Regions from separate parts of the Homo sapiens genome. Here region 1 is linked to region 2. A link is an interaction called in ENCODE POLR2A ChIA-PET data of the cell type or tissue named here. Cell type or tissue: MCF 10A. All regions are shown on one strand. Links, peaks and the distances in the headings refer to the core of each region. The heading gives the core; the rest is flanking DNA.

Evidence for each region. ChIA-PET counts read pairs that join two places held together with the same protein. Peaks named below come from ENCODE experiments on the same cell type or tissue, not always from the same donor. Only the 100,000 strongest peaks of a DNase experiment are listed, where the experiment ranks them.
Region 1: POLR2A ChIA-PET joins it to region 2 with 21 read pairs; 5 of 35 experiments call an interaction of 5 or more read pairs at or near these places.

What each region holds. Positions count from the first base shown.
Region 1 is chr4:26,120,111-26,135,701 of GRCh38, reverse strand. It overlaps a transcript of RBPJ not described here. Among named protein-coding and RNA genes, the nearest start is that of LINC02357, 57 kb to the right of the region's middle. RefSeq lists an enhancer at 5,207-5,396. In MCF 10A, for the core only: a CTCF peak has its summit at 7,352; a DNase peak (open chromatin) is centred at 7,661.
Region 2 is chr4:26,281,312-26,296,902 of GRCh38, reverse strand. LOC105374542 (a long non-coding RNA gene) reads left to right here. Exons shown (of 2, transcript XR_925508.3): 2 at 8,454-8,750. It also overlaps a transcript of RBPJ not described here. Among named protein-coding and RNA genes, the nearest start is that of RBPJ, 32 kb to the left of the region's middle. RefSeq lists a silencer at 7,989-8,038 and an enhancer at 8,209-8,258. In MCF 10A, for the core only: no CTCF peak of the experiment used is centred there; a DNase peak (open chromatin) is centred at 7,312.

The sequences.
Region 1 (15,591 bases), core at 3,914-11,913, 160 kb after region 2:
GCTGAATGCAGCTCCTTCTTCCTCAATACCTAGCCAGGCCTTTTAGGTTTCTGCCAAACAGGACAGAGGGAAGTTTATTGGTAGAAGCTCCGAGGAGGCAGGCTGGAAAGAGCCTCAGGCCTAAGGTCAAGCCACTTGGGTTCATATCTCAGCTCTTCTGCTTGCAGGATTTATGACCTTGGGCAATTGCCCAACCCACTGGAGCTCGGTTTCCTCAGCTGTAAAACGAGGATTGCTAATGTTGGCCTCATCTGCCTCACAGGGTTGTTGCGTTTAAATCCCATGTCCACCACTTCCTATCAAAGTAGCCATAAATCATCCTCAGCTTTCTCATCTGTAAAGTGGGGATACACACACTCCTTCAGAGGGTTGTGGTGAGGGTGAAATGAGGGGACGGATGCAAGTTGCTCATCACAATGGGGCTATGAGCATTGGTAAGTTCCAAGGTGTGCTAAGATCTGGAATTAGGGAAGAAGGTGCAGTTTTCTTTAGTAATGGAGAGAGATGTAGACCCTCTTAAATCCAAGTCTCCCTGTGGGGCACATTGAGGATGTTGAGGGGTGAATAGGACCACAGATCCCCAGGGTACAGAATTCAAGAGGCAAGGCAAGCTGTCTAAGGATGTCAAGGAGGAATGCAGTGAGGAAGGAGGCAGACCAAGGCCTACCCTGGGGACTTCAGGAAATGCTGCAAGGTGAGCCCCCGAGCTGCAGAAAGAACTGTGGTACCGAAGACCTGCCACTGCCTCTGCTGGAGTTGCTGTGTCTCAGGGCGAGTTTCCTTTAGATGATGGTCGTTCATGCCATCATGGAGACTTGACGATCTTGAGATCCCAAATGTCAAAGCTCCTGGTGACCAGCTCTTTCAGTTCATGCACCTGCAGCCATTTCCTCACAGCACACCCAGAGTTCCAGGGCCACTGTGTGTGTCAAGTACTTGGGTTTGTAAAAACCAACTCCTTCAACGAGTTACCTGCTCGTTGAAGGAGCTAAGCTCCTCAAAGGGTAGCTTCCATTTCTATCGGAATCTCCTGGGGATCTTTGGTAAAACGCACATTTCTGGACACCATCCTGGAATGAGAATGGGCTAGGGAAGCACTGGGAAGTTGCATTTGCAGGGAGCACCCATGTGGGTCTTCTGGCAGGAAAACCATTGGCCAAAGGAAATAAATGAACATTTTATTAACCACTGAACTCTCCTTACACTTTCTCCATGAGACAGTCCTCCACTCTCAGGGCTGACTTCATGGGTGTGAGACTGGAGCACTTGCACGGGGCCTGTGCTTAGAAGTGTCCCAGCCAGGGTTTAATACTCTGTTGTCGCCATCTTGAAATTCTTAATAGCTTTTGAACAAGAGCTTCCTGCAAATTATGTCTCAGGTCATGTCCTCTAAATAGATGAGAACTGCAGAAAGGATAGACTTGCCCAGGACCACAGGGCTAAGTTGTGAAAAGGCGTTTGGTATCCTGCTGTGTTTGATTCCAAAGCTCTGCTATCCCATGACGTTGAGACCCAAAAAGAATGAACTCTAAATAGGGTTCATTTAAACCCTCTAAATAGTAGTGTTTCAGATTTCAACCATCCTGTCAGGACCCAGGAAATTTCAGGGGGAGGGGAGGACCTCTTCCAGGAACCCTCACACTATACCAGGTAGGTTACTCATAAGGATAATGATGATTTATAAACGTATTCAACTTTAGGGTAGGGAAGCTTCTATGCAGCTCCCTCTGACAGTCCCTGTTGGAGAGCTAGGGTAGAGAAACCCTCTGTTTCCTTCCTTCATCTTTAAAGCTTTGCTATTCAGAGAAAATAAGGCAAAGAAGCAGAGTAGGAGTGGATAGAATCTAGAGTCTGAAGAGGGGGCTCTAAAGCCAGCTCTGTTACCTACTAGATCAGCGGTCCTCCACCTTTTTGACACTAGGGACCACCTGGTAGAAGACAATTTTTCCATAGACTGGGGGCGGGGAGGGGAGGAAGGAAACTGTTCCACCTCAGATCATCAGGCACTAGTTAGATTCTCACAAAGACTTCACAACCTAGATCCCTCATATGTGCAGTTCCCTATAGGGTTCACGCTCCTATCAGAATCTAATACCACTGCTGATCTGATGGGAGGCAGAGCTCAGGTGGTAATGCTTGCTCACCTACTGCTCACCCGCTGTGTGGCCTGGTTTCTAACAGGCCATGGACCATATGGGTCTGCAGCCTGGGGTTAGGGGCCCCCTGTGAATAATAGTAGAGCAATGAGTCCCTTGAACTCTGAGTCTCAGTTTTTTGTTTGTTTGTTTTTTAGTAGAGATGAGGTCTTGCCTGTTGCTCAGGCTGGTCTTGAGCTCCTGAGCTCAAGCAATCTGTCTGCCCTCACCTCAAAGTGCTGGGATTCCAGGCATGAACCATTGCACTTGGCCTTGAGTCTCAGTTTTTTATCTGTAAACTGGGGTGATGGAAACACAACGAATTCCCAAAGTCAAGATGAGGGTCCAATGAGCAGACATACGTGAAAACAGTATGTAAAGGGCTGTCTCAGATGATGGCTATTGCTATGACAGTTGACTGGTGCATGTGCAAGGAAATGGTTTGGCCAGAGAGGACACCTGCCTGGGTCACACCGAGGTTTCACCTCAGGGCAGGCACCTCTGGTGGCCTCAAGGTGGAGCTGAAGCTCAGGTGTGACCTGGTTTGGGAAAGACGTAGGAAGGCTCATGGAACCCAAAGGGAGGTGGCTCTTGGCTTTTCTGCCACAAAGGGAGGCAGAGCTACCAATAACAGTACGAAAACCCACCTATGATGGAGCAGGGCCTTAGGGATTTAGAAGCACAGACACGGGCTTTCTGGTTGTTAGGTAAGGACCCTGCCCCCTCTTGCATCAGGGCTGGGATGTGGGGTGGGGGGGTTGAGAAGTAAAGAGTAACAGAAAAGAGGCCCCAGAGAAAGAAGTTGGTTACACCCCAGTGACAGTGGTTTTGTTTTGTTTTGTTTTTGAAGCAGTTTTTGCTCCAAATCTTTACTTTTAGACTGTAGGGCTAAGTCAGTCCTCTGAGGCTATGGCCAGCGAAGACCCAGGGGTTTCCTGGAAGAAAAGGGTATATGAGTCCTGGGGCAGAGAGAGAGGTACAGTGCAGCGGGAGGGCAGGTGGTCCCAGTGGCTCCCAGCTTCCACAGCCAAGGGTGGGGCCTCCCAGAAGCCTCAAACCCACACTCCTGGGCAGACAGCTCTGGAAGGAGCAGGTGCCATGAGCAGCTCTGGGAGGAGCAGGTGCCATGAGCAGCTCTGGAAGGGAGCTCAGGTGGGCACACCTGGGGGTGGCTGAGCCCACCCTAATTAGGCTCAAGGTCCAAGAGATACAATAATTGTCTGATGCTGGGGGAAGAGGGTTCTTACTGAGTTTCTTAAAGTGGGGCCCAAGGGTCCTTGAGTGCCTGCAGGTGAATCTTGGAGTCCACAGAGTCTCTGTGAGAATATTTAAATTTTGTGTTTTCATATGGATGGTGACCTAAAAAAATAGTTAGTCAGTCTAAGCATAGACTGGGTCATATGAATTAGAGACCTTCAAACTTTTTTTTTTTGGCAGCCACCCACAGAAGGAATCCATCTTACACAGTGGCCCAGTTTCCGTCACTGATGTCCATGCACAAATAGAACTGACAGACAGCCAGTCTAGACCAGTCCAGGTGTACCAGTTGTGAAAATACTATAATACTCCAAACCACTTGAGAAATGGCTCTGAGCCTACGTGTCACCACCCTACCCCGCTAATAGTCTTGGTACTTCCTCGGGGATTGCCTTCAACTACCCCCGAAAGCACCCACCAGTGGTGGTGAGGGGAGAGGTGGGATCTATTGGTTTCCTGTGGCTGCTGTAACAAACAACCACAAATGGGGTGGTTTCAAAAACAGAATTCATTCTCTCCCAGCTTGGGAAGCCGCAAGTCTGAAGTCAGTTTCACTGGGTCAAAACCAAGGAGTCAACAGGGCCACCATTCTGTCTTGATCAAATCTCCCTCTGTCTTTCTCTTATAAGGATACCTGTGATTACATTTAGGGCCCACATGGATAATCCAGGAAAATCTATCCATCTCATTGTCCTTACTTTAATCATATCTGCAAAGACACTTTTTGCTTATAAAGCAACATTTGCAGGTTCCAGGGATTAGGACCTGATATCTTTTGGGGTCACTATTTAGCCTATTTCAGTGGGCTTCCACGGACCTTCCCCAGAAGCAATACTGGCATCTGTTTGGATTGGTTATGTGAGTGTGTGTGTCTGTGTGTGTGTGTGTAAAACAATTTTCTGAATACTTATTCTGACACCACGTAATACTTGATATTTTCTCTTTTCTGTAACATTTTTTAAAAAATTGCTTGTAACAGCTTACTAAATTGATCTCATGATGCAGGGATGTGACTGCATAGGGATGTGACCCAGTTTGAAAAACATGGCAACCACCTTGTAACCTAGTAACCTACTAGTGCCACAGCTTCCGCCGCCTGTGCTGTGTTTTTATCACAATGGCACTCAACCTAAATTATCACAGGCTAATGAGAAAAGAACGCAGGGAGCCTCGATATGTAAATGATGCGTTTCTGATAAGCTGAGGCCAGTTGGCATGTTGCACAAATGAAGACTAGACCGTAGCTTGGATGGCAGAAAAAGATGGGAGAATCAATCCTCACGTGGTACATGATGGCACAGGCATGCTAAGCTTAGAAGATCCCAAGCCATCGTGGCCCATGCCACAGTCACATTCCACGCCGAAATGTAATTTTAGCAGTTTCAAACAGCATCATCTGCCACATTAAATTAACACATTAAATTAATGAGGATTTTGTAGTGTTGCTTGTACTCTATTTGTAAGATTCATTTTTAAAAATCATGTGAGAGCTGTAAACCTAAGGATTTTTAAAAACCTGGTTTATATTTGTACATTTTCAGGTGATGAGATAAAAAGAAACATAATTCACATCAACTCTCACAGAGTGACGGTGGTAAAGGAGTGCACAGAATTTTTTTCTTCTCATAGAAAAAGGAGTAGATCATTGAAGTTTAGGAAACACTGTGGTGTTACGGGGAGAGTAATGGGAGTCGTGAATGTGGAAATACAGAGAGAAAATGAGTGAGAAAGAGAACAGGAAAAGTGGCAGGACTCGGTTGCTGCAGCTTCAGTAGAGGACGTGAAGCTTGAAAAAATAAGGACTGAGACCAGGCAGGGGAGACCTGAGGAGCGGCTGCAGCCGGCATGCTTCTCAAGACGTCCCTGCCCACAGAAGCTGACAAACCCAAGCAGACAAATTTGGAGTTCAAGTAAGAGAATGATTCAAAAATGGACCAAAACTGAGGCCTGTCCTTAATTACTCATAGTGAGAAGATGTAACCACTCCTTGGGGAGGAGGATGGGCAGTGAGCACTCAACTCCTGTGTTGTATCTATCGAGGTGAACTATGTGCTGGCCTAACTTGCCTGTTCAAGAAGGTGCGGGTGTATGTATTTAGGTAGGTACCACCTCTTGATTTGCTTTGATTCTTTAAAAATAATCCCTCTGAGGCTGGGCATGGTGGCTCATGCCTGTAATCCCAGCACTTTGGAGGCCGAGGCAGGAGGATCACTTAAGGAAAGGAGTTTGAGACCAGCCTGGCCAACATGGTGAAACCCTGTCTCTACTAAAAACACAAAAATTAGCTGGGCGTGGTGGTGCACGCCTGTACTCCCAGCTACTAAGAAGGCTGAGGCAGGAGAATCGCTTGGACCTGGGAGGCAGAGGTTGCAGTGAGCTGAGATGGCGCTGCTGCACCCCAGCCTGGGAGACAGAGAGAGACTCCATCTCAAAAAAATAAAAATAAAAATAAATTAATCTCTCTGCCATCAATATTAAAGAAATAAAAAAAAAATTCAGGTGATGTCCACCTCCATCCTAGATAGACCATCTTGAGTCTGCTGTCTGGAGGCTAGATAGGGAACACCCAGGAATGAACAGGCCGGGTTGCCATTATACAGATGCTGGTTGCTGAAAGTCTTCAACTGTAAACTAGGTGGATTTGGAGATTGATAGGTAACCCCGTCTTACAATAGCATCATCATATCTATAATTTAAGAGTTGTAAGGGACAGTAAGTTCATAAAAACTCATTGGTTTTTCAGATGAGAAAAATGAGGTCCCCCAAAGTAAGTTATTAGTTAAGGTTATTTGGCATGCAGGATGGAGCAAAGATGAGAACCCAGGACTCTTGACTTGCAGCTCAGAGCTCTTTCCACTCAACTTTACTCCAATTTTACTTAATGTTCATGCTTTAGAAAATATCCACTATATGAAATAGATGTACAACACCAATGTGTAGTCACTTTGAAGTACTTTTAGGGTCCACATATTTAAGGACATATTTTTGGATACAGATACTCTTAGGCTCCTTTGAAATGATTCACGGCAGGGTAGGATGGAAAAATCACTGGGCTGGGAAACAGAACACCTATTTGAGGTGCTAAGCTGGCCACTTACTGATTATTAATTTACTTCTCTGAGCCTCCATTTTCTTATCTGTAAAATGGGAATGACATCATTTGCCTTGACTCCCTCATTGAACTAATATGAAGATGAAGTGAGACAATGTAAGTGAAAGAATTTGTATTAATAAATTGTTGAGCATTTTCAGACATTGTATTAGTCTACTTTCATCTGCTGATAAAGACATACCCACGACTGGGTAATTTACAATGAAAAAGAAGTTTAATGGACTCATAGTTCCACGTAGCTGGGGAGGCCTTACAATCATGGCAGAAGGTGAAAGGCACATCTTACATGGCGGCAGACAAGAGAGAAAATGAGAGCCAAGCAAAAGGGAGAACCTCTTATAAAACCATCAGATCTTGTGAAACTTATTCACTACCATAAGAACAATATGGGGGAAACCACCCCCATGATTCTATTATCTCTCACCAGATCCCTTTCACAACATGTAGGAATTGTGGGAGCTACAATTCAAGATGAGATTTGGGTGGGGACACAGCCAAACCATATCAGACATCATCTCATAAGATGCCCGTTTAGTCATCAGAATATAGGCTAATTTGGAATAGTGTATATTGTATATCATACTGTATAGTGATTGAGAAGGAGGGGATTGAGCTCAAATCCATTTACAAAGTGTGGGATTTGGGGCATAGCTACTTCATTTCTTCTGTTCCTCTATTTCTTAATGTGTCAAATAGGGATAATCAGAGGGTCTATCTTGCAGGGTTTTTGTGATGGCTATATAATTTAATTCCTGTAAACTACTGCTTGGCACATAGAAAGTGCTCAATAAATGTTTGCCATTATTATTATCTTGCAAACTTGCTGATGGTGATGTCTTTTTCTTTGTTGTAGGTGTTATTCATTGTCACATTTGTGTGTGCTTTAAAAGTCAGCAAACTTTCAGTGCCCCTGGAGGCCATAGGTAGAACCTCCACACCTCTTCTGGGAATCCTTCCATTTTTAGTATGAAGAAATAGGAACAACAGAGCTGCCTTCCAGAGCCAAGTTGGCAACTAAACCCACCTGCTTCCTGCCTTCCCAAGGCCCAGCTGACATCAGTGGGAGCCTCACCTATATGAGGAGGGACTAGTATTTGCCTTGGCCTGGCTGCTGCTGTTATCTGAAAGGCAGCAGGGGCCCCAGGCCATGCCATCTCTTGCAGGGATCCTGGCAGAGCACACAAGTCAAACAGGATCAGGGTGGGGCATAACTTGGCCCAGAGAACCCACTGACACCAGCTCATGAAAGGTGGGAGCAGGGAGTGCCCCAGATGAATCAATGGGTGGCATGTTTCCCTCTGAGCAGCTGCCAAAAATGCCTCTCAGGCATCTGGTTAAGAGGCAGTGAGTACATGGGGTGGCTGGGAGGCCAACCTCTTTAGGGCCACAATGATTTATCTCATGTCTCTGTGTACATATGTTTCCCTCTACTTGGAGTGTCTTACTCTACTTACCTGCTGGGCAAAACCCTATTCCTAGCTCATCTTTCAAGTCCTAGTTCAAGTCTATGGGGAACCTTCCTGGGATCTAATAGGTAGATTTAGGTGTTTTGTTCCCTATACAAACTGTACTTATATATTTACTCCACCCACTTTATGCTGATATACTCCATCTTACATACTTATATACTCCATCCTCTGTACCACATTACAATTGTTTATTGGTATATGGGCAAGACATGCCATCATGCCTGATGCCTACCAAAAGATTTTCCTCCAGCTCTGCCCACAGACCCTGTCAAACTGGTGAGGCTGGGAGAGAGTGCATTTCTACCACATGATCCTGCTACCCAACCATAGCCAAGGAGAGCCAATCTCCATATGGTTGGTGACCTTTGATGTGGACTAGGTCAGATCAGATTCTCACTGTCAGTGATTTGAATTGGGAAAGACTTTAGCAATGAGCAGCAGCAACGGAAGCTGAAAGGTCATGAAATACAGAAAGATCTGATGTAGCAGATGCTGTGATGTGCTGCCCGGATTCCTCTTCAGGAATGATAGATTTCTTCTCTGTGCCACTGGGAGTGCTGCCAACAGACAGCCCTCAGTTGCCAGCTGTCTTCAGGAAGCATCTCTTTTAAAGAAAGTCACCCCACCCAAGATCATGCACCCTTCCCAGGGAAGCCCATATCCAATGACTGGCTGAAATTCTCAGTGCTATCTCAGCTTCAGAGTGACGTGTGTGGTCGGCTGAATCCTTCATCAAGACTAGGGGCACCACACATCCCTGTGTGACTGGGATAGAGTTGTCCTTTAAGGCGTAATGACCTTTTAAGCTCAGTCCATGAAGTTCATGAAGACTCTCCTGTAATGGCAGCTGGCCTTAAATTCTTAGGCTTTTCCACTGTCCATATGGTTCTCTGTGTTCCTACAATAAACTCAACTTATTTGATGTAACTGGAGTAGACTTCTTACCTTTGCATTCAAAAGCACCTAAGTAGATGATCATTTTTGCATTAGGAGGGAATTTGGTTGTTGACCACAACCCACAGAACCAATGCTGGCCGCCTTGAGGGAAATAAATGAATATATTGGGATGATATTAGAGGTTCTCAAAATCAAAGAAAGGCTGCAGAACAAGTTTGGAAAATGAGCAGGGCATTAGTTTGACCTGCCACCAGTATCATAATGACTATAACCTACAGCTAGAGCCAAGTTTCTTACAGCACTTTCAAGAGTCCACGTCCCAGGAAAGCATCTGATTGGCTAAGCCTAGTCATATGCCCACCTGTGCCGTACCAGAAATGGAAAAGGGAAAGAGAGAGGAGTATCTGTCTCTTTTGGCTACTGTAGTGGGAGACAGGCTACCCACCTCAAAATACACAATGGGGGATTCCCCGAAAAGGGGAGTGATGGGCTAGGAGGAAGTTGGGGTTGGGGGCGGGAAGCCAAAAAACAACAGATGTCTTCAGCAGTGTCTGTCTCCTTCCTAGGCTAAAAGCCTCCATAAGAGGCAGGGACTACCAATTTTCATCTTTGTATCCCAAATCCCTAGTGCCTGGCACTAAATAGGTGTTTCTTTAAAAAGTGCAGACTTTTTAAAGTGCTTGATCTTTTCCATTCAAGGAATTGAATACATCTGGAAAGGCTGGTGTTTGCTCCTTCAGGAATGCAAAGATGGATTTTTTTTTTAAAGCAATTCTTAAGGGCTTTAAAATCTAGATGTAAGGTTGGAGCACACAGGCAGTGATACATCTATATCCATACACATTGTGTGTGACAGACACCATAGAGGAGAGGTGTATCCCCATCCGCACACCTGGAGAGAGCATGTGGAGGAGCTGTTATGCTGCCTCTCCAGCTGCATTGTTCTTATGGGTGGAATCCTCAGGCATCCTATAATCCGCCATGAGGGTGCCTGCTGGTAACTAAAGAAGAGGGACGATTTTTTTTTTTTTTTGAAATGGAGTCTTGCTCTATTGCCCAGGCTGGAGTGCACTGGTGCCATCTTGGCTCACTGCAACCTCCACCTCCCAGGTCTAAGCGATTCTCCTGCCTCAGCCTCCTGAGTAGCTGGGATTACAGGCATGCACCACCACACTCAGCTAATTTTTGTATTTTTGGTAGAGATGGGGTTTCACCATGTTGGCCAGGCTAATCTTGAACTCCTGACCTCAAGTGATCCACTCCCCTTGGCCTCCCAAAGTGCTGGGATTACAGGTGTGAGCCATTGCACCTGACCCAAGAGGGCCATTTTTCTCCCTGTTCCAGATATCTTTTTGGCTGCTTTCTCCAAAGGAATTACATGTGAAACCTGCCTTCCAAGAAAGGTTAAACAGCCTTTTACTCAGAGATTACAGGATACATAAAAACATTCCTCAGTCAGTAGTGTAGAAAAATCAACCTTTGCACTCCCAGGCTGGCTCCATCCACTTCCTATAAAAGTATGTGTGGTGGAGAGGGGACTTCACTGCCTACATCACAGGGTGCCCCATGAGGGGCTCCATAGCCTTCAGCAGCTACCCACATGTTGCTCAGAATATAGCCTACATTTCCCAGCCACCCTTGCAGCTAGGTGTGGCCAGATGACTAAGTTCTGGCCAATAGGATGTGAGCAAGAGGGATGACTGCAATTCCTGACTGGTGTCCTTAAAGGGAAGAGATGTGTCTTTCCTCTCCCCTTTTCCCTTCCCCCTTTTTCCCTTCCTACTGGCTGGATTGTGGACATGGTAGTCAGTCATCTCAGACCATGTGCCCGAAGACAACATCTTAGGGGTGGCAGAATAGGATAGAAAGTGTCCGGGCCTCTGACACATTGCTGTTGCCATAGCAGTCCTGAACTACAGTCGTGTGCCACATAAGGACATTCGGTCAATGATGAACTGCATATGGGACGTGGTCCCATAAGATTATGTGAAGCTGAAAAATCAACATCATAGCACGATGCATTACTCACGTGTTTGTGGTAATGCTGATGTAAACAGACCTATTATGCTGCCAGGCATATAAAAATATAACACATACAGATGCGGTAAACGGAACACTTCTACACCACTTGTGGGACTGTAAACTAGTATAATCACTATGGAAAAAAGTGTGGAGATTCCTTAAAGAACTAGAAGTAGAACTGCCATTTGATCCAGCAATTTCACTACTGGGTATCTACCCAGAGGGAAAGAAGTCATTATATGAAAAAGATGCTTGCACACTCATGTTTATAGCAGCACAATTCACAATTGAAAAAACATGGAACCAACCCAACTGCCCATTAATCAACGAGTGGATAAAGAAACTGGTATATATATATATATATATATATATATATATATATATATATATATATGATGGAATACTACTCAGCCATAAAAAGGAATGAGTTAATGGCATTCACAGCGACCTGGATGAGACTGGAGATTATTATTCTAAGTGAAGTAACTCAGGAATGGAAAACCAAGCATTGCATGTTCTCACTCATAAGTGGGAGCTAAGCTATGAGGATGCAAAGGCATAAGAATGACACAATGGACTTTGGGGACTCAGGGGGACAGGGTGGGAAAGGGGTGAGGTATAAAAGACTACAAATAGTGTGCAGGGTATACTGCTCGGCTGATGGGTGTCCCATAATCTCACAAATCGCCACCAAGGAACATATTCCTATAACCAAACATCACCTGTTCCCCAATAACCTATGGAAATAAAAAATCTAGCACATACAATTATGTACAGTACATAAAACATGATAATAATAAATGACTATGTTACTGGTTCATGTATTTACTATACTTTTTATTGTTATTTTAGAATGTATTCCTTCTACTTATTTAAAAAAAAGTTAACTGTAAAACAGCCTCAGGAAGGTACTTCTGGAAGTACAGAAGACTACTGTTATCCTAGGAGATGACAGCTCCATGCCCCTGAAGACCTTCCAGTGGAACAAGATGTGGAGGGTGAAGATAGTGATATTGATGACCCTGACCCTGTGGAGGCACAGGCTAATGTGTGTGTTTGTGTCTTCGTTTTTAACAACAAAGTTTAACAGTTTAAAGAAAGAAATAAAAATGTTAAAAATAGAAAATAGCTTATAGAATAAGGGTATAAAGAAAGAAAATATTTTTGTATAGCTGTACGATGTGTATTTTAAGCTGTGTTATTATGAGTCAAAAAGTTTTTTAAACATTAAAAAGTTTATAAAGTAAAAAATTATATATAGTAAGCTAAGGTTAATATATTGTTGAAGAAAGAAAAAAAATTCTTTATAAATTTAGTGTAGCCTAAGTGTACAGTGTTTATAAAGTCTACAGCATATAGTATAGATGGTAATGTCCTAGGCCTTCGCATCCACTCACCACCTATTCAGACTCACCCAGAACAACTTGCGGTCCTGCAAGCTCCATTTATAGTAAGTGTTCTATACAGATGTACTATTTTTAAAAAATATTTTATACCATATTTTTGCTGTACCTTTCTATGTTTTGGTATGCTTAGATACACAAATGCTTCCCATTGTGCTCTGGTTGCCTGTAGTATTAAGTACAGTCACATGCTGTCCAGGTTTGTATTCTGGGAGCAATAGGCCACACCATATAGCCTAGGTGTGCAGTAGGCTACACCATCTAGGTTTGTACACTAGTATATAAGTACACTCTATGATGTTCTCACAATAACAAACTCCCCTAATGACACATTTCTCAGAACATAAACCCGTTACTAAGCAATGCATAACTGTATTTATGCCCAATCTGTTCCTGAGAGGGGAGTGTGCTTCTTGTTTGTTTATGTTGCTGCCATTTTGAGTTTCTGTTAGAGCAGCTAATTCTAATGAGGAGGGTCGGCCGACTATGGCCAAATCTGGCCCACCATCTGCTTTTGTAAATAAAGTTTTATTGGAACACAATCACACCCATTCCTTTTTGTATTATTTATGGCTGTGTTCTCCCTGCAATGGTAGGTTGCATTAGAGACCATATGGTTCACAGAGTCTACAATGTTCCCTCTCTGGATCTTTGCAGCCAAAGTTTGCCAGTTCCTACTAGATCCTACTCATTCATATGTATATCAAAATATTAGTGGTGTTTACTTCAGGATATGTTACTCCTTCCTTATGTTTCTCTATATTTTCCAACTTTATTCCAATAAATGTGTTTTACATTAATCATCTCCAAAAAATTCCAAGAAATGTTAATTTAAAATGTTTAAGCGTTCCTCCTAACCAGTTCTCATTACTTTGATCACTATATCTTCCTCCAAATATCTCTGCCTCGAATGGGTGAGTTTACTCCAGAGTCTGCCCTATTTGAACCTACAATACCCACATTCTAATTGTCGCTCTCTGGCCTGCCAGAAACATATGAACCACTCACCAGTTTGTGCAGAAATACTGGAATTTGGTATTGTTTGTGGTAGGATGCTTTTGGTTCCTTGTAACCCAAATCAACTTAATGGGAATAATATTTGCTGTTATTATTGGACAGTCCAAAGACAGGACTCACATCAGATATGGCTTGATCTAGGGTGCAAATCAGGACTCTGTTTTTCTCTTGATCACTTCACTTTGCTTATCTCTAATAATCTGTTTTATCCTCATTGGGGTTTATGTGCCCTAAAAATATGGCTGCTGGAAGGCCAGAGCTTGCATCCTTTGGCTAATAATTTATAAATGTGTCCATATATAAAATTTCAGAGATGATTCTGATTAGCCTTGCTTGGGTCAAAGTTTATGCCTGAACCGATCATGTGCATAGGAGAATGTAATCATTTGAATGGCTAGGTGAAGAAGTTCAAGGTCAACAATGGAATGTGTTTCTCCCATGAAAAAGTGGCTTTACTACCTAAAAAGAAAAAAGAGGACACAGGAGATAAATACAAAAAAAAAAAAAAAAAAAAAAGAGAGATACTCACTCCAAGCAACTTGAGGTTCTTGTGTGTAATCTTAATTGCTTCTGGGTGTGTGACGTAACATTTATTTGAAGATTAATGTGCAGTTCCATTTTCTGATTGGATGCTACTTGATTATTGTTAAATTACTGTGTCAAGCTCAACACATCACAATACCTATGTGAACTCAGGATAATTGTTTTTTTTCCATTTTGGTTAAGACTATGATTTACAGAGTAATTACGTCTGGTTGAAAACTGAAGTGTAGGTAACAACTAGTTTCCTCCAAAAAGCAGGCTATAAAGAGGCAGTGTCAGGAAGCAGTGGACAAAGGGTGGAAATAGGAGTTAGATGATGGAGACTTGAGGCTCTGATCTTCTCCTTCTTAGGGGGTCATGAACAACTTATTTAGTCTCTTTGAGACTTGGTTTACTCTTCTCTAAAATGGGGATAAGACTGATCTCATGATTTTTTCTGAAGATTAAATCTTTTCTGCCAGATGCTTCCATTCTAGGGTTTTAATTATTTGGGCACAAACTTGTCTCTGCCTATTTGGTTCTCAAGTTATTGAGAAACCCACGCAGGAGCACTTGAATAGAGATAATTTTTGTTGACAAAGTAAGATTCAGAGGTGAAAAAGCAGGGCAGCCCACTGGCTTCAGATTCTTTCCATTATGAGATTAAATATTTGCTTCTGCCCAGGGAGCTTGATGCATCAGGTGAGTGCTTGGAATCTATCATTTTCTGAAAATTTTGAAAGGACTCCTTGGAGGAAGTCAATCATTTTGCTAAATTGCTGCTTCAGTTACTGCCCACTTTTGAGAATGGTAGATAGTTTTTCCCTCTCCCTCTGCTTCTCCCCCTACCCCTCCCTCTCCCTCTTCCTCTTCTCTTCCTCTCCCTCTGCCTCTCCCTCTCCTTTCCCCCCTTCATCTCTCTCTCCTTCCTTCCTTCCTTATTTTGAAAAATGTATGTCCATTTATCTTGGTTTAATCACATAGGGCTAGATAAGAATAGCTGGGGCATCTCAGGAATTCTAATTTACACTTTTGCTTCTAAACTACAGTACTCTTGCCAGGCTTCATTCTGTCCACGCCTCAATGGTCTCATCTATAAAGCTGGGATATTGCTTATTTTCCAGTGTGCAAAAAAAAAAAAAAAAAAAAAAAAGTTGAGAAAATGGTCTTGAGTAACCTATTAGGTTATGAAGCTGACATATGGCTATTAGGAAACATGAGATGAGCCAGAACTTTGAAACAATATGGTATTGAGCAATATGGTGCCAAGGTTAGGATGAAGGCAAACAGGTCTCAGAAATTTACCAGGATATTTGCTGTTTGGATAGTATGAAAGGCCATGAGAATGTATGCATTTCACTAACAGGCTATGGGCCAAGACAGAGAGGACTAAATTTGTCTCTCAAGAAAAAAATAGAGGTACCGAGAGAACGATTTCAGGTATGGGTGTTCTATAGAAGGCTCTTCTAGACTGTTCAGAACAAAGACTTGCTTGTCCAAGGTGATGGGTGTTTACTGTAGTGGTACTTAGCTATTTAAAAAGCACAGAAAGTCAACATCAGTTGAAAAGCCTGCCCAGCGGAGATCTGGAAGTTTGTTCAGGGCATTACATGATTCCAGGTCTCAGCAACAAGTTTTATTATTGATTTTCTGGTGCCTTTGCTTTTGTTGTTGCTTTTGAGAGACGGAGTCTATGTCTACTACTACTGCTGACTTTCCACTCTCTCTACTTTCTGCTCGACCTCTTGGTCTTGCTC
Region 2 (15,591 bases), core at 3,627-11,626:
ACACATCTTAACATTTGGGCTTCTATGTATGCCAAGAAAGTGATCATTTTGAGTCTTTGCCTGAATAATACCAGGACCTTGAAAGCGCAATTGCTATTTTAAATGGATGTTGCTTATTAACAGAATACAGAATGAATTATGGCCTCTGAATTAAGCTCTTTTATTGTTGACCTTGCTCTTCAGAGAGGGTGTGGTAGGTAACCAATGACAAGTATGTAGCGTATATTAGGTACAAAGAAAACTATTCTACTTGGTCAAAAATAGAATATAAACATGAATGGAACTTATTAAAATAAAACTATTTGTTATTCATCAAAGTAAAGAATAAGATATTTAATAGTCATATATGCCAACCTCCTTAAAACTTGTATGAAATAGAGCGGCGAATAAATCATTAAATAAATGCCCTAAGTATTGTCCTTCTTTGCTAAACCATTTGATTGACATTGAACCTGATTAATATCACCCTAACTTAAGGACACCATCCACCGTCCATAAAGCCACATTCTGCTGTTGAATGTAGCTTTATGCTCAGCAGCTACATTCAACAGCAGAGTTTTAAGCTCAAGTCTTCTCCCAGCTACCTAATGCTAAAAAAAGAAAAAAAGAGCATTGTTAGAGGTGGGGTAGGTAGGGATGTGACTAACAGCCTTGTGTTCCTGTAATTATAGCGGGAGATTGCTGTGCCAAATATTAGGAACTTTTCTGTTCTACAGAAGAAATTACATCAGGAAGCTCAGCAACTACTGGTAATTACAGAAATTGCCAGTTCAAGGAATCCAATAGTCCCTCTAAACTCCACTTAAGACAGGCCCAAAGGAAAGACATTCAGTGGAGGTAGAGGAAGTGCTTTCTCTCCATTCACATTTATGAACTCATTTGGGCTCATTAATTCAGGTGCTCTTATAGTAGTTCTAAATGGGAGGAATCTGTTTTCTCCATTACTGATATCAAATGAGCATTGCAGGAGTGAAGTGATTTACTGTGGTTATACAATTATATCCTTCCTCTAATTTCACCCCAGGGGTTAACTACAGCATCAAAATCTGAGAGTGGATTCAGCAGAGGGGCTCAGATTGTAGAGGCAGGAAATCCCTAAACATCCTTGAATCATATGATTATTGGACCAGCCCACACTGAGTGGCTGAAGATCCACAATTAACGGCCCTCATCCAAGTCCCAAATCAGCCTTGAGCTTGATGTCCTGATGCCACAGGGCTATGGGGAAGGAGGTGACCTCCAGAAAACCTGCTGCCTTTACAGGACCAATTCTGAGAATTGGGTACAGTTGGGTAGAGTGTGCCTTTGAAATCTCTACCCATTCTTTCCTCTCTTCTACTGCCATTAGTATCTTCCTTCCAGTCACATCTCATCAGGGTTTTGATCCTACACTCCATCACATTAGTGCCCAACTTTCTGCTTCCTAAAAAGCAGACTGCTACTTTTTTAAGAAGCAGAGAGTTGGGCACTAATATGTCCACTACTACTACTACTGCAACAACTACTAGCATTAACTACTTACAATGAGATAAAACAATTCATGCCGTGAATGGAAGGGAAGAAGCATCTTTCTCCCTCACACGTATGTGCATGTGTGGAAGACCCACACACACCCATGCACACACACACACCCACACACACACACACACACACACACTGATGCACCCTTTCTTCCTGGACAACGGCCATATACTTGTCATTTCATTCCACAAAGTCATTCTCATTGGAGGAAATGTAAGCCTAGTGGAGGGGAGAAAAATGTAATGTCTTGTCATTTCCCTGCTGAAATGTTTTCAGTGATTTACGGCTCTTTGTCCCAAAGCCCAAAACCCATTAATCCAGAGGAAATGTCCAGAAGGGATCATTCCTAAGAAGGGCAAAGCCTGGTGAACAGAGTAATACCCTCCAGGGGTTCACGGTTTATCCCTGATTCCTCTTTCCGTCATCAGCCCTATCCAACCCGGTGGCAGGTCTTGTTAGTCCTATTGTTAAACTATGCCCACATGTAATAATTTTTTTTTTTTTTTGAGACGGAGTCTTGCTGTGTCTCCCAGGCTGGAGTGCAATGGCGCGATCTCAGCTCACTGCAACCTTCACCTCCCAGGTGATTCTTGTGCCTCAGCCTCCCGAGTAGCTGGGATTACAGGCACACACCACCATGCCCGGCTAATTTTTTTGTATTTTTAGTAGAGACAGGGTTTCACCATGTTGGCCAGGCTGGTTTTGAACTCCTGGCCTCAAGTGATTCACCCACCTCGACCTCCCAAAATGCTGAGATTACAGGCATGAGCCATTGCACCCAGCCTACATATAAAAATTTTGACCATCTTCCTTCTACGCCCTAGTCCGGGGCACCATCACCTCTTTCTAGGTACCTGTGTTACCTTCCCTGCTTCTCCCGACCTCTACTCCACTCCCGTCCCCTACAATCCACTCTCTACACGACATCTGGAGTACTTTTAAAAATGTAAATCAGATCATCTTACTCCTAAATTTAAAACTTCCCAGCCGGGCGTGATGGCTCATGCCTGTATTCCCAGCACTTTGGGAGGCCAAGGCGGGTGGATCACAAGGTCAGGAGTTCAAGACTAGCCTGGCCAAGATGGTGAAACCCTGTCTCTACTAAAAACTACAAAAATTAGCCAGGCATGGTGGCAGGTGCCTGTAATCCCAGCTACTCGGGAGGCTGAGGCAGGAGAATTGCTTGAACCCGGGTGACAGAGGTTGCAGTGAGCTGAGATGGTGCCACTGCACTCCAATCTGGGCGACAGAGTGAGACTCCATCTCAAAAAAACAAAAACAAAAACAAAAACAAAAACAAAAACAAAAACAAAAACAACTTCCTGGCCGGGTGCCATGGCTCATGCCAGTAATCCCAGCACTTTGGGAGGTTGAGGTGAGCAGATTACCTGAGGTCAGGAGCTCGAGACCAGCTTGGCCAGCATGGTGAAACCCTGTCTCTACCAAAAACACAAAAATTAGCTGAGTGTGGTGGCACATGCCTGTAATCCCAGCTACTGGGGAAGCTGAGGCAGGAGAATTGCTTGAACCTGGGAGGCAGAGGTTGCAGTGAGCAGAGATCGTGCCACTGCACTCCAGCCTTGGTGACAAATCGAGACTCCATCTCAAAAAAAGAAGAAAAAAACACTTCTCATATACATGTCTATTATTTTTGTCATTCCTGAATTGTTTTGCCATCATAATTAGCATTGGAAAATCTTTTAATATAAAAACTCTGTGCTTTTTATTTTTTTATTTCTTATTTTGGAGACATGGTCTCACTCTGTCACCCAGGCTGGAGTACTATGGCACAATCACAGCTCAGTGCAGCCCCGAACTCCTGGGTTCAAGCAAACTTTCTGCCTCAGCCTCCCAAGTAGCTGAGACTTTAGGCATGTGCCACCAGACTTGGCTAATTAAAAAAAATTTTTTGTGAGGACAGGATCTCACTATGTTGCCCAGGCTGCCCTTGAACTCCTGGGCTCAAGCAATCCTCCTGCCTCAGCCTCCCAAAGTGCTGGGATTACAGGTGTGAGCCATCATGCCAAGCTGACTCTGTGCTGTCTTGCAATAAACAAAATAAAAAAAAAAAGGAAGCTGAGGGCACCACCTTCCAGATGCAAGAGATGGGGTGAGTGGTAACACCTAGTAAAGGGGGGAAACCTAGCAAAGCCCTGAGGCCTGCAGCTGAGGAAGAAAAGGGAATGCTAAGAGCCTACTTGGGCCTGAGGAGGAACCTGGGTTATGCAGTAGAAGGACCCCAACTGGCCTAAGAGCCCCTTCAGAGTGTGGCTTCTGCTTACCTTTCCAGCCTACTCTCCCATTCTCACTCCCCTCCCTGTACCTTGTGCTCCAGCTATATCCAAGTGTCCATAGTATACAGATCCAAATATGCTATCTACCCTAATGAACCAGCAGTCCCATTTCTGGGTATAACATCAGAAGGAAACCATATATCAAAGTGATATCTGCATGCCCATGTTCATTGGAGCATTATTCACAATAGCCAAGACATGGAAACAACCTAAGTGTCCACTGATGGATGAATGGATTAAAAAATTGTGATACACATATATATATATAAACACACCATATATATATATATGTATATACCTCACACATACACACACACCACAGTTTTTTAATACATACACAATAGAATGTTATTCTGTTAGGATTTTGGCCAGGCTCAGTGGCTCGCACCTGTAATCCCGGCAATTTGGGAGGCCAAGGCAGGTGGCTCACTTGAGGTCAGGAGTTTGAGACCAGCCTGGCCAACATGGTGAAACCTCGTCTCTACTAAAAATAACAAAAGTTAGCTGAGCCCGATGGTGGGCGGCTGTAATCCCAGCTACTCGGGAGGCTGAGACAGGAGAATCGCTTGAACCCGGGAGGCAGAGGTTGCAGTGAGCCGAGATTGTGCCACTGCATACCAGCCTGGGCAACAGAGCTAGACTCCATCTCATAAAAATATATATATTATTCAGTCATAAAAAAAAAGTGAGGAAATTTTGCCATTTGCAACAACATGGATGCAACTTGAGGCCATTATGCTAAATGAAATAAGTCACACAGAGAAAGGCAAATACTGTGTGATGTCACTTTTATGTAAAATCTATGAAGTTGAACTCATAGAAGCAGAGAATAGAATAGAGGTTGCCAGGGGCTGAGGAGTAGGGAAAATGGAAAGATGTTGGTCAAAATGTACAAACTTTCAGTTATAAGATGAGTAAGTTCTGGAGACTAAATATAAAGCATGGTGGCAATAATTGCCAATACTGTATTGCACACTTGAAATCTGCTAAGACATTAGATCTTAAATATTTTCACCACACATTAAAAAAAGTAAAAGTGTGACGTGAGGGATGTGTTAACTAACTTGATTGTGGTAATCATTTCACAATATGTACATATATCAAATCGTCACATTGTACACGTTAAACTTGTATGGTTTTATTTGTCAAGTATACCTCAATAAAACTGGAAAAAATAAAAATATATGTAAAACCTTAAAAAACAAACTGAAGGGCTGGACGCAGTGACTCACACCTATAATCCCAGACCTTTGGGAGGCCGAGGCAGGTGGATCAACGGAGGTCAGGAGTTCAAGACCAGCCTGGCCAACATGGTGAAACCCTGTCTCTATTAAAATACAAAAATTAACCAGGCATGGCAGCGCATGCCTGTAATCCCAGTTACTCAGGAGGCTGAGGCAGGAGAATCACTTGAACCCAGGAGGCGGAGGTTGCAGTGAGCAGGGACTGTGCCACTGCACTCTGGCCTGGGCGACAGAGCGAGACTCCATCTCAAAAAAAAAAAAAAGTCATTCATACCTGCTTGTCTTGTCACTCATTTCCTTTGCTTAGAAGGACCTTCCCCACCTTTTCTTATTAGTGAGTATTTATTCTACAACTCCCCAGAATAGATTTCCCACATGACAATTTGATGTCTTGATTTTCTGCCCTTGCTCTGAAGCTTGTACAATTGTTAAGACTGTTCTTGGACTCTAAATGACAACTTTGTGATAACATCCTTCAGTACTTTCCCAAATTTTGAAGTTTTCTCTATGCCATGAAAATTAATATTTGTATTTCTGTTGGATGCAAAAAGTTATACTGAACAATATCCTGTTGTGAATAGACCTCAATGATGCAGATGTTAACCCATAACCCAGAAGAGAATCTTAATATACTAGTCATTCCAACAAGTGGCTTCTCCCCCTACTCGCCTCTTTCTCTGGACTCTGGATTGTTCCACAAAGATTAACACTCATTTTCTCTGCTTTTTTTCCATGCACATTAATTTTGTCTTTCTGCAACACTTCTGAAGCAGGTATTATAGAAATATGGGTAATAAACAGAGAGCAAAGCCTTCTAAGTGAATACCTATTTGCTCACAGCCAGTAAACAGCATTCAAGGGGAATGCTTTCTATTTTTTAAAATGAAGGATTATTTACTTTAGCATATCTGCTTTCTTAGAGGAAGACCAGCTGGTTTAAGAAATAAATAAAGGCTATTAATCTTTATGTATTTCATTTACGATTCTCTTCTCGAAGGAGGAGACCCATTAATAGAAACCTTTATAAGTACTGTAATATTAAATAAAAGTGCACTAAGTTATCTACTTTTAGAGGAATATTTAGGGTGTAATTTTCAGCCAACTGGAGAGAACCTAACAAAACTCGAGTGCTTAAAAGAAGGCATGTTATCGCTGAAGTTAAACTTGATTTCTTTTATGGCAGAACTGGACAGCTGCTCACACCTGCCTTAACTTTTCTTTTTTCTTCAGCCTAAAGTTATCTATTCCAGGATTCTATGTCATATGGTATAAAGCTTTGGTTTCAATCAGTCACTAACATAGAAGCTTGGATATATTTGGAATTCCTTTTGGGGGAAAAAATTGGCCAAAGCTTTTGATAGCTTTGCTTCTCACACCCAGGCCAAACTGGGCTGGCTCTCTACTGGGACAAGAATGCATATTGGCATCTCATCCTTAAAGCCACAGAGTCACAGCATATTGGTCCAAAAAGGGTTATTACAGCTCATGCGGTCTAACTTTTTTTACTTTTTTTTTTTTTTTTTTTTAGACAGGGTCTCGTTCTGTGGTGCAATCATAGCTCACTGCAGCCTCAAACTCCTGAGCTCAAGTGAACCTCCTGTCACAGTCTTCCAAGTAGCTAGGACTACAGGCATGTACCACCATGCCCAGCTAAGTTTTTTAAGTCACATGTAGAGATGGGAGGTGGGGTCTCGCTGTTTTGCCTAGGCTGGTTTCGAACTCCTGGCCTCAAGCAACCCTCCCACCATGTCCTCCCAAAGTCCTGGGATTTCAGACATGAGTCACCATGCCCAGCCTAACTTATTTATTTTATATTTTTCTTTAACTTTATATTGGCATTCCTTGCTCTCTTTTAGCAAAGTCCTTAATTAATTGACAATATAGAATATTTATATTACAGGTAGGTACCTGTTACAAGATGCCAAGACAAATTAACAAGATTTAGCAGGTCATTCAAGCACTCTCACAACTCTGATACTTGAGAGACAGTCCACCAGACAGATCAACCTTCAATTCCTGTATATTCTCCAAGTTCTATGCCTTAATTTGGTAAAGACATTAGAGAGAAAGGTACCTGGGCCACCTTTCCTCAGCTTCTTCCTCAAATATATTAACCAACTTACAGGTGAGGTGTGTCCTCTGTTTACATTCAGGGTTAATATGAGTACATCTTTTGCAAGCGTGTGATTGAAGATACTGACCACAATGTTAAGCGGTATTAACTCTACACAACTCCACGTGATAAAGTCCTTCTTGAATTTAGCTTCAGGCAATGATAGCATGCATGCTCACTCTTGTCAGAAAGTGAAATCTCTGCAGCCTATCACGCTTCTCTTTTCACCTCTGCTGCCAGAAAGATCTGAACCAAATTTATTGCCAAGTGTTGTAATATGATCATTTCTGGTGCCTAGAATTATTTACTCCTTTTTCTTTTTCTTTTTTTTTTTTTTTTTTTTTTTGAGACCAAGTCTCACTCTGTCGCTGAGGCTGGAGTGCAGTGGTTTGACCTGCATACCACTCTCAGGTTCAAGTGGTTCTCCCACCTCAGCCTCCCAAGTAGCTGGGATCACAGGCACCTGCCACTGTGCCCAGCTAATTTTTGTATTTTTAGTAGAGATGGGGTTTCACTATGTTGGCCAGGCTGGTCTTGAACTCCTGACCTCTAGTGATCTGTCCACCTCGGCCTCCCAAAGTGCTGGGATTACAGGCATGAGCCACCAGGCCCAGCCCTACTCCTCTTTCTTTCTTAAACATTTTATTTGTAAACTGCTTCAAGTAATTTTGGAAGTATGTAAGTTAAACATAAAAAAATTTAATAAAATAGGTAAAAACAATTGGTAGGAAGTAAGGAATAGTCAATCTTCCTAATGAAACTTTTCTGTGCAAAGGCCTTCATGCCAAGTTTCTCATTTGAAGGATGGTGAAAAGGCCTTATGCTTTGTGCTGGGCTTAATCCCCAGCTATACAACTTACTTGTTAAATAACTGTACAAAAGTGACCTCGCTTCCATTTCCTCATTTTTAAGTGGGGATATTAATGCTGTTGTTCCACTGGGGGGTTGTGACAACCCAATGAGAAAACATGGGGAAATACTTTCTAAACAGTGAGTCACTCTAGAAATGTTGGTTGTTATAACTTCCCTGTCTTGCAGGGCTGAGCCACTCTAGTTTAAAGAATACGTGTTTGTGAGGGCTTTTAAAATAAACTCACAAATAAATTTGCAAGTTCTTTGATACTCCTTTCAAGAAGTGGAGCCTAATTCTTCTCTCCTAGGGTGTGGTCTGTAGTCAGTAACTGAGTTTTAGCGAATTCAATGTGGCAGCAGTGACAATGTGCAACCCGTGAGAATAAGTCATTACATGCATTGTGGCTTCCTCCTTGCTCTTGCTCTTAGATCACTCATTGCAGAAGAAGCCAACTGCCATGCCAGAGGGGCACTCAAACAGCTCTGCAAGGAAGTCCCTGTGATAAGCAACTGAAGACTCTGCCATCGGCCATGAGAGCGCCACCTTGGAAACAGATTCTTCAGCCTTAGTCAAATTTTCAGAAGACTGTATGTCCAGCCAACTTCTTGACTACAATCCCTTTATAGATCCCAAGCTAGAACCTCCCAGCTAAGCCACTCCTGGATTCCTGACCCTGAGAAACTCTGTGAGAGAATAAATGTTTATTCTTGCCTTAAGCTCCTAAATTTGGAGGTAATTTGTTACTCAGTGATATGTAATTAAAAATGTCTGTAGTTATCTACCCATCCTTTTGGAGAGCACTACTGAGGACTAATATCAGACTTTATACTCTTCCCAGATGTTATCATTGAAGGATATTCAAGTACTCAAATATCTTAGGATCATTGAGTGGGAAATCACCTCAGAGTCATGTGCAGTTTCCTCATTTTGCAGATGCAAATGCAGAGAAGCAGAGAGAGTTCAATGAGATGCTCAAAGACATTTAAATAAATGACAAAATTAGGCCTAGACCCTTCCCTGGTCTTCTTCTATTGGAGTTCTTCTTTCTCCTTCTTTCTCTTTCCCTCCCTCCCTCCCTTCCTTCCTTCCATCTTGCCTGCCTGCCTGCGTTCTTCTGTCCTGCCTTCCTGCCTTCCTCCCTCCCTTTCTCGTTTTCTTCTTTCTTTCTCTTTCTTTTCTTCCCTCCTTTCCTTCCTTTCCTTTCTTTTCTTTTCTTCTCTTTTCTTCTCTTCTCTGCTCCTCCCCTCCCCTCCCCTCCCCTCCCCTCCCCTCCCCTCCCCTCCCCTCTCCTCTCCTGTCCTTTCCTTTCCTTTCCTTTCCTTTCCGAGGCAAGGTCTCACTTTGTCAGCCAAGCTGGACTGCAGCAGCATGATTACAACTTACTGTAGCCTCCATCTCCCTGACTCAAGCGATCTTCCCACTCGAGCCTTCTGAGTAACTGGGACTACAGGAGCATGCCACCATGTCTGGCTAATTGTTATTATATTTTTTACTTTTTTTGCTAGAGATGGGGTCTCGCTATGCTGCCCAGGCTGGTCTCAAACTCCTGGCTTCAAGTGATTCTCTTACCTTGGCCTCTTAAAGTGCTGGGATTACAGGCACGAACCACTGTGCCCAATCTTTTCTCTCTTTCTTCTTTTTCCAATGACCTAAAATACTCCTTTATTTTTGAGCACAGATCTCAGAACAGTGACATGGTTTAAAATCAATACTCTCTTTTTACCGTAGCATGCTAGCTCTTTCCTTTGTCTTTTTCACCTGAAAATGTGCCAACCTAAAGCTTTTAGTTTAGGCCAGGTGCGGCGGCTCACGCCTGTAATCCCAGCACTTTGGGAGGCCGAGGTGGGCGGATCACCTGAGGTGAGGAGTTCGAGACCAGCCTGGACAACATGGAGAAACCCCGTCTATATGAAAAATACAAAAATTAGCCAGGCGTGGTGGTGCATCCCCGTGATCCCAGCTACTTGGGAAGCTGAAGCAGGAGAATGGCTTGAACCCAGGAGGCGGAGGCTGCAGTGAACAGAGATAGTGGCCACTGCACTCCAGCCTGGGTGACGGAGGGAGGCTCCGACCAAAAAAAAAAAAAAAAGAGGTTTTACTTTACAACATCATTTTACAAAAGAAAGGGTGCCCCTCAGATAAAGAAATTGCACATAATTAATATATATTGACATGAACACCTGCTGTTTGTAAGATGCTGTATGGAATCAAAAAATTTAAGCCTAAATTCTGGTCCTGAAGTTCCCCCAATCTGGTAAGAATGGGATGTTCTATGTGCAGTCAGAACAATGAATTATAGGATATTGAAGGACAGAGAGATCACATGTGAGATTCAAAGCTTTAAGCCAAGAGCTTAAAGTACATGAATTATTTTGTTTGTCTCTTTTTTTTTTTTTTTTTTTTTTGAGGCAGGGTCTCGGTTTTTCATACAGGCTGGAGTGCAGTGGTGCGACCACAGCTCACGAGAGCCTTGATTTCTTTGGCTCATGTGATCCTTCAGCCTCCTAAGTAGCTGGGACCACAGGTGCTCACCACCACGCATCTGGCTAATTTTTTATTTTTAAAGAGACCTGGTCTCACTGTGTTGCCCTGGCTGCTCTCAAACTCCTGGGCTCAAGCGATCCTTCCGCTTTGGCCACCAAAAATGTTGGGATTACAGGCGCTAGTCATCATGCCCAGCCCACAGTACATGTTCTATAATTACTGTCCCACGTGATATTTAAAGCCAGTCTTCCAAATTAATATGGTAGGATGAAAACATGTTTTAAAGATTTTTAGCCTAAGCTTTCACTCTGCCGCCCAGACTGGAGTGCAGCGGCACGATCATAGCGCACTGCAGCCTTGAATTCCTGGGCTCAAGCAAGTGTACTGAGCAGCTAGGACTACAGGCATACGCCACTAAGCCCGGCTAATTTTTAAAAATAATTTTTTGTAGCGATGGGGTCTCCCTATGTTGCCCAGGCTGGTCTGGACTAAAATTTTGAATACTCTCTCAGTGGGTAATTTCACTCATATATCCAACAATTTGCTGTTAGTCTTTGGGTATACACATAGTAATTTATATTCAGACAGGGATGGCTCGAGAATTTCTGCATAAGATTGAATTAAAAGGATTGCATTCTGGTTGGAAGATGCTTCAGGAAACTTGTCTGGAATGCATTTGATAATGTGCCACTTTTTTTTTTTTTTTTTTTTTTTTAACGTATCAGTATCATTAAGCAGGTAACATGCCATTTTTACATAAGGGTTTTGGTGTGAGGTGTAGAGTTGATGGCAGTCACTATTGATACCAATGTTTTGTCTCCCTTCTCTCACATTCTATTTTTTTCAAACTGTAATATTCATTTATTAAAATTTTGAGGCAGAGAGATCTTGGAGGAGACTCTTTGAAATGACAGTAGGGGTTTTACCAGCACCGGATGTAGATAGTTGTTCTTATACTAGAGGTGGCAGGAATGAAATGGGGTAGAGATAATATGCGTTTATTGTTTGAAGCGGCTGTGTTTTGGGGTAACTTGTTATGCCCTAATAGATAACTGAATGGAGGTGGCAGATGCTACTAGTTCCATAACACTGGGGCCCAGTTATCACCATGGTAAGTGGCGGGGGTGGGGGCGGAGGGGTGGAAGTTTAGAATATTTATCTGAGACTGGGCCTGCTATACAGAAATGCCTTTCCGGAGTCTGGACACTGAGATATATGTTTGAATAAAAAGTTAAGTTTGGCCGGGTGTGGTGGCTCACACCTGTAATCCCAGCACTTTGGGAGGCCGAGGTGGGCGGATCACAAGGTCAGGAGTTCGAGATCAGCCTGGCCAATATGGTGAAACCTCATCTCTACTAAAAATACAAAAATTAACCAGGCGTGGTGGTGGGCACCTGTAGTCCCAGCTACTCAGGAGGCTGAGGCAGGAAAATCACTTGAACCCGGGAGGTGGAGGTTGCAGTGAGCTGAGATTGTGCCACTGCACTCCAGCCTGGGTGACAGAGTAAGACTTCATTTCAAAAGAAAAAAAAAAAGTTAAGTTTAACCTGTTCTGGGGATGGAGGACACACAACAGACTGGTTGTTGTTGTTTTTAATCTCAAACAAAAGACTTTAAAAAGAGTTCAGCCGGGGGCACAGTGACTCACACCTGTAATCACCGCACTTTGGGAGGCTGAGGTGGACGAATTTGAGGTCAGGAGTTGGAGACCAGCCTGGCCGACATGGCGAAGCCCCATCTCCACCAAAAATAGAAAAATTAGCCAGGCGTGGTGGCACATGCCTGTGATCCCAGCTACTCGAGAGACTGAGGTAGGAGAATCGCTTGAATCCAGGAGGTGGAGGTTGCAGTGAGCTGAGATCACGCCACAGCACTCCAGCCTTAGTGACAGAGCGAGACTCAGTCTCAAAAAATAAAATAAAATAAAAATTAAAATAGAGTTCATATGGACCAGAAAAGATGCTTTGCAGACACACTCAACTTGGTAATGTCAGTTTCTTACCAATAATAATTGCAAAACCAAAATTGTTTTCACTAAGTATGAAGTTGGAGGCTGAAGAATCTCAATTATGGGAGAGTTAGTAAGTGGAAGACAACCTTTAAAAATGCAACAAAGAAGCTGTTAAGGAAATACATTAGAGCATGTTCAGATGAAATAGGGTGTAAAGTCAGCAGTCCTGTATTTCCTAGCCTTTATTCTCTTCACAGCTTATTTCTCACTTTTAGATTTTGTAGTCAGGCAGTATAACATATAACAATAAGATAAATACTATTAAGAAGAATTTTGCAACTTGAGAGGTGCTTTCAATAACCACTACCATATTTAATCGTGTATTTTGGATATTGTAAGAAAATGGAAACTTGGGGGTTATTGACCTACCCAATAGCATTTGCCTCCAGCTTAAATCTTTTGGACACCTTCCAAACCATAAAAATCATTGTATTAAATAGGCCAGGCGTGGTGGCTCATGCCTGTAATCCCAGCACTTTGGGAGGCTGAGGCGGATGGATCACGAGGTCAAAAGATCGAGACCATCCTGGCCAACATTGTGAAACTCTGTCTCTACTAAAAGTACGAAATTAGCTAGGCATGGTGACACATGCCTGTAGTCCTAGCTACTCGGGAGGCTGAGGCAGGAGAATCGCTTGAACCTGGGAGGTGGAGGTTGCAGTGAGCTGAGATCATGCTATGGCACTCCAGCCTGTGCGACAGAGCAAGACACCGTCTCAAAAAAAAAAAAAAAGTTTAGTTAAATGTATTCAGCAGGAAAGAAGAGAAAATCAGTAGCCTCAGGCCCCTTTTGCTTTAGAAAATCCTATATCTTTATTTTATTTTATTTTATTTTTTTGAGACAGAGTCTCCTTCTATAGCCCAGGCTGGAGTGCAGGTGCGCCATCTCGGCTCACTTCAACCTCCGCCTCCCGGGTTCAAGTGATTCTTCTGCCTCAGCCTCCAGAGCAGCTAGGATTACAGGCACTTGCCACCACTACCAGCTAATTTTTGTAGTCTTAGTAGAGACGGGGTTTGGCCATCTTGGCCAGGCTGGCCTTGAACTCCTGACCTCAGGTGATCCACCCACCTCGGCCTCCCAAAGTGCTGGGATTACAGGCGTGAGCCACTGCGCCTGGCCCAGAAAATCCTATATCTTTAATTTAAAAATAAGAGGCCGGGAGCGGTGGCTCCTGCCTGTAATCCCAGCACTTTGGGAGGCCGAGGCGGGTGGATTACGAGGTCAGGAGATCGACACCATCCTGGCTAACACGGTGAAACCCTGTCTCTACTAAAAATAAAAAAATTAGCTGGGCGTGGTGGCAGGTGCCTGTAATCCCAGCTACTTGGGAGGCTGAGGCAGGAGAATGGTGTGAACCCGGGAGGAGGAGCTTGCAGTGAGCCGAGATTGTGCCACTGCACTCCAGCCTGGGTGACAAAACGAGACTCCATCCCAAAAAAAAAAAAAAAAAAAAAAAAGAATCTACACTTAAAACACAAAGGGACAGTATTTTCCTGGACTCAACTCTGTATTTCCTTTTATTATTATATAATATAAAGCTATTATGAAATACATGAAGCTCCGCCAGGTGTGGTGGCTCATGCCTGTAATCCCAGCACTTTGGGAGGCCAAGGTGGGTGGATCACCTGAGGTCAGGAGTAACAGACAAGCCTGGCCAACATGGAGAAACCTCGTCTGTATTGAAAATACAAAAATTAGCCAGGAGTGGTGGCATGCGCCTGTAATCTCAGTTACTCAGGAGGCTGAGGCAGGAGAATTGCTTGAACCCGGGAGGTAGAGGTTGCAGTGAGCAGAGATCGCGCCATTGCACTTCAGCCTGGGCAACAACAGTGAAACTCCATCTCAAAAAAAACAAAAAGAAAAAAAAAAGAAATACATGAAGCTCATTTGATTTGTTGTAATTTAAATTTCTTAGATCTTTATTCGAATATGAAATGTGTCATTCAACTGTTATGTGGGTGCACCAGTTTATTTTTTATCAGATAATTTTGTTTTTTAATTTTCATGTTCCCATATTTAATGCTAAACTGGAAATTAAGATTCAAGAATAGTCTCATAATAGCATGCGGATTTTGACATGGTGTTGGCACTTTATCCCAGAAAAAAAATAAATGCACCAGAAATGGACATTTTTTTTTCAAGGATTTATTTTGCTTGGTGACATGATCCTACTATCAATAGCAAAATTCCTTTTTAGATGATTCACAGGCAAGATTTACATTAGCAAAAAAAAAAAAAAAAAAAAGAGAGAGAGAGAGGATTACGAATGAAGGCAATTATTTACATTTTGTAGAATCCCTTGAGAAACTGACTCTCTTCCTAGATAAACACATACATACACAAATACACATAAAGTTTGCATGAAAATCTGTCAGGGGAAGTTGCCCCTGGTCTAGATAATTTGGAAAGAATGAAGCACTTTATTTGAGAGAGCTCTATAATTCAAATAGAATAGGAGTGTTATATTAGAACAAAGGAGTTTTAAGAAATAACTTTGTAAGACTAAAACTAAGAACTGTTAAATTAGCGTAACTCTTCTGTCCAGACATCTTCAAGGAATTAGAACTCCAGTGGCTGTGATTATTTACGTGTAGCTCATTGTAAATGGGGGAAAGGCTTGCTGGACAATTCCACCTTTTTGCTTTGCCTACTCTGAAGATTAATACACAGCTTGCTTTGCTTATATTATTTTTTTCATTGGCTACTAAAAGTGACTGCAAAGAATACACATCTTTTCAAACACCAAACATTTTATAATTACAATAATAAGTCAGAGAGAATTTTAAAGGTCGTATCTTAGAGTGGTGGGCATGGTGGCTCATGCCTATAATCCCAGCACTTTGGGAGGCTGAGGCGAGTGGATCGCCTGAGGTCAAGAGTTCGAGACCAGCCTGGCCAACATAGTGAAACCCCATGTCTACTAAAAATACAAAAAATTAGCTGGGTGTGGTGGTGGGTGCCTGTAATCCCAGCTACTAGGGAGGCTGAGGCAGGAGAATTGCTTGAACCCAGGAGGTGGAGGTTGCAGTGAGCCGAGTTTACGCCATTGCACTCCAGCCTGGGCAACAAG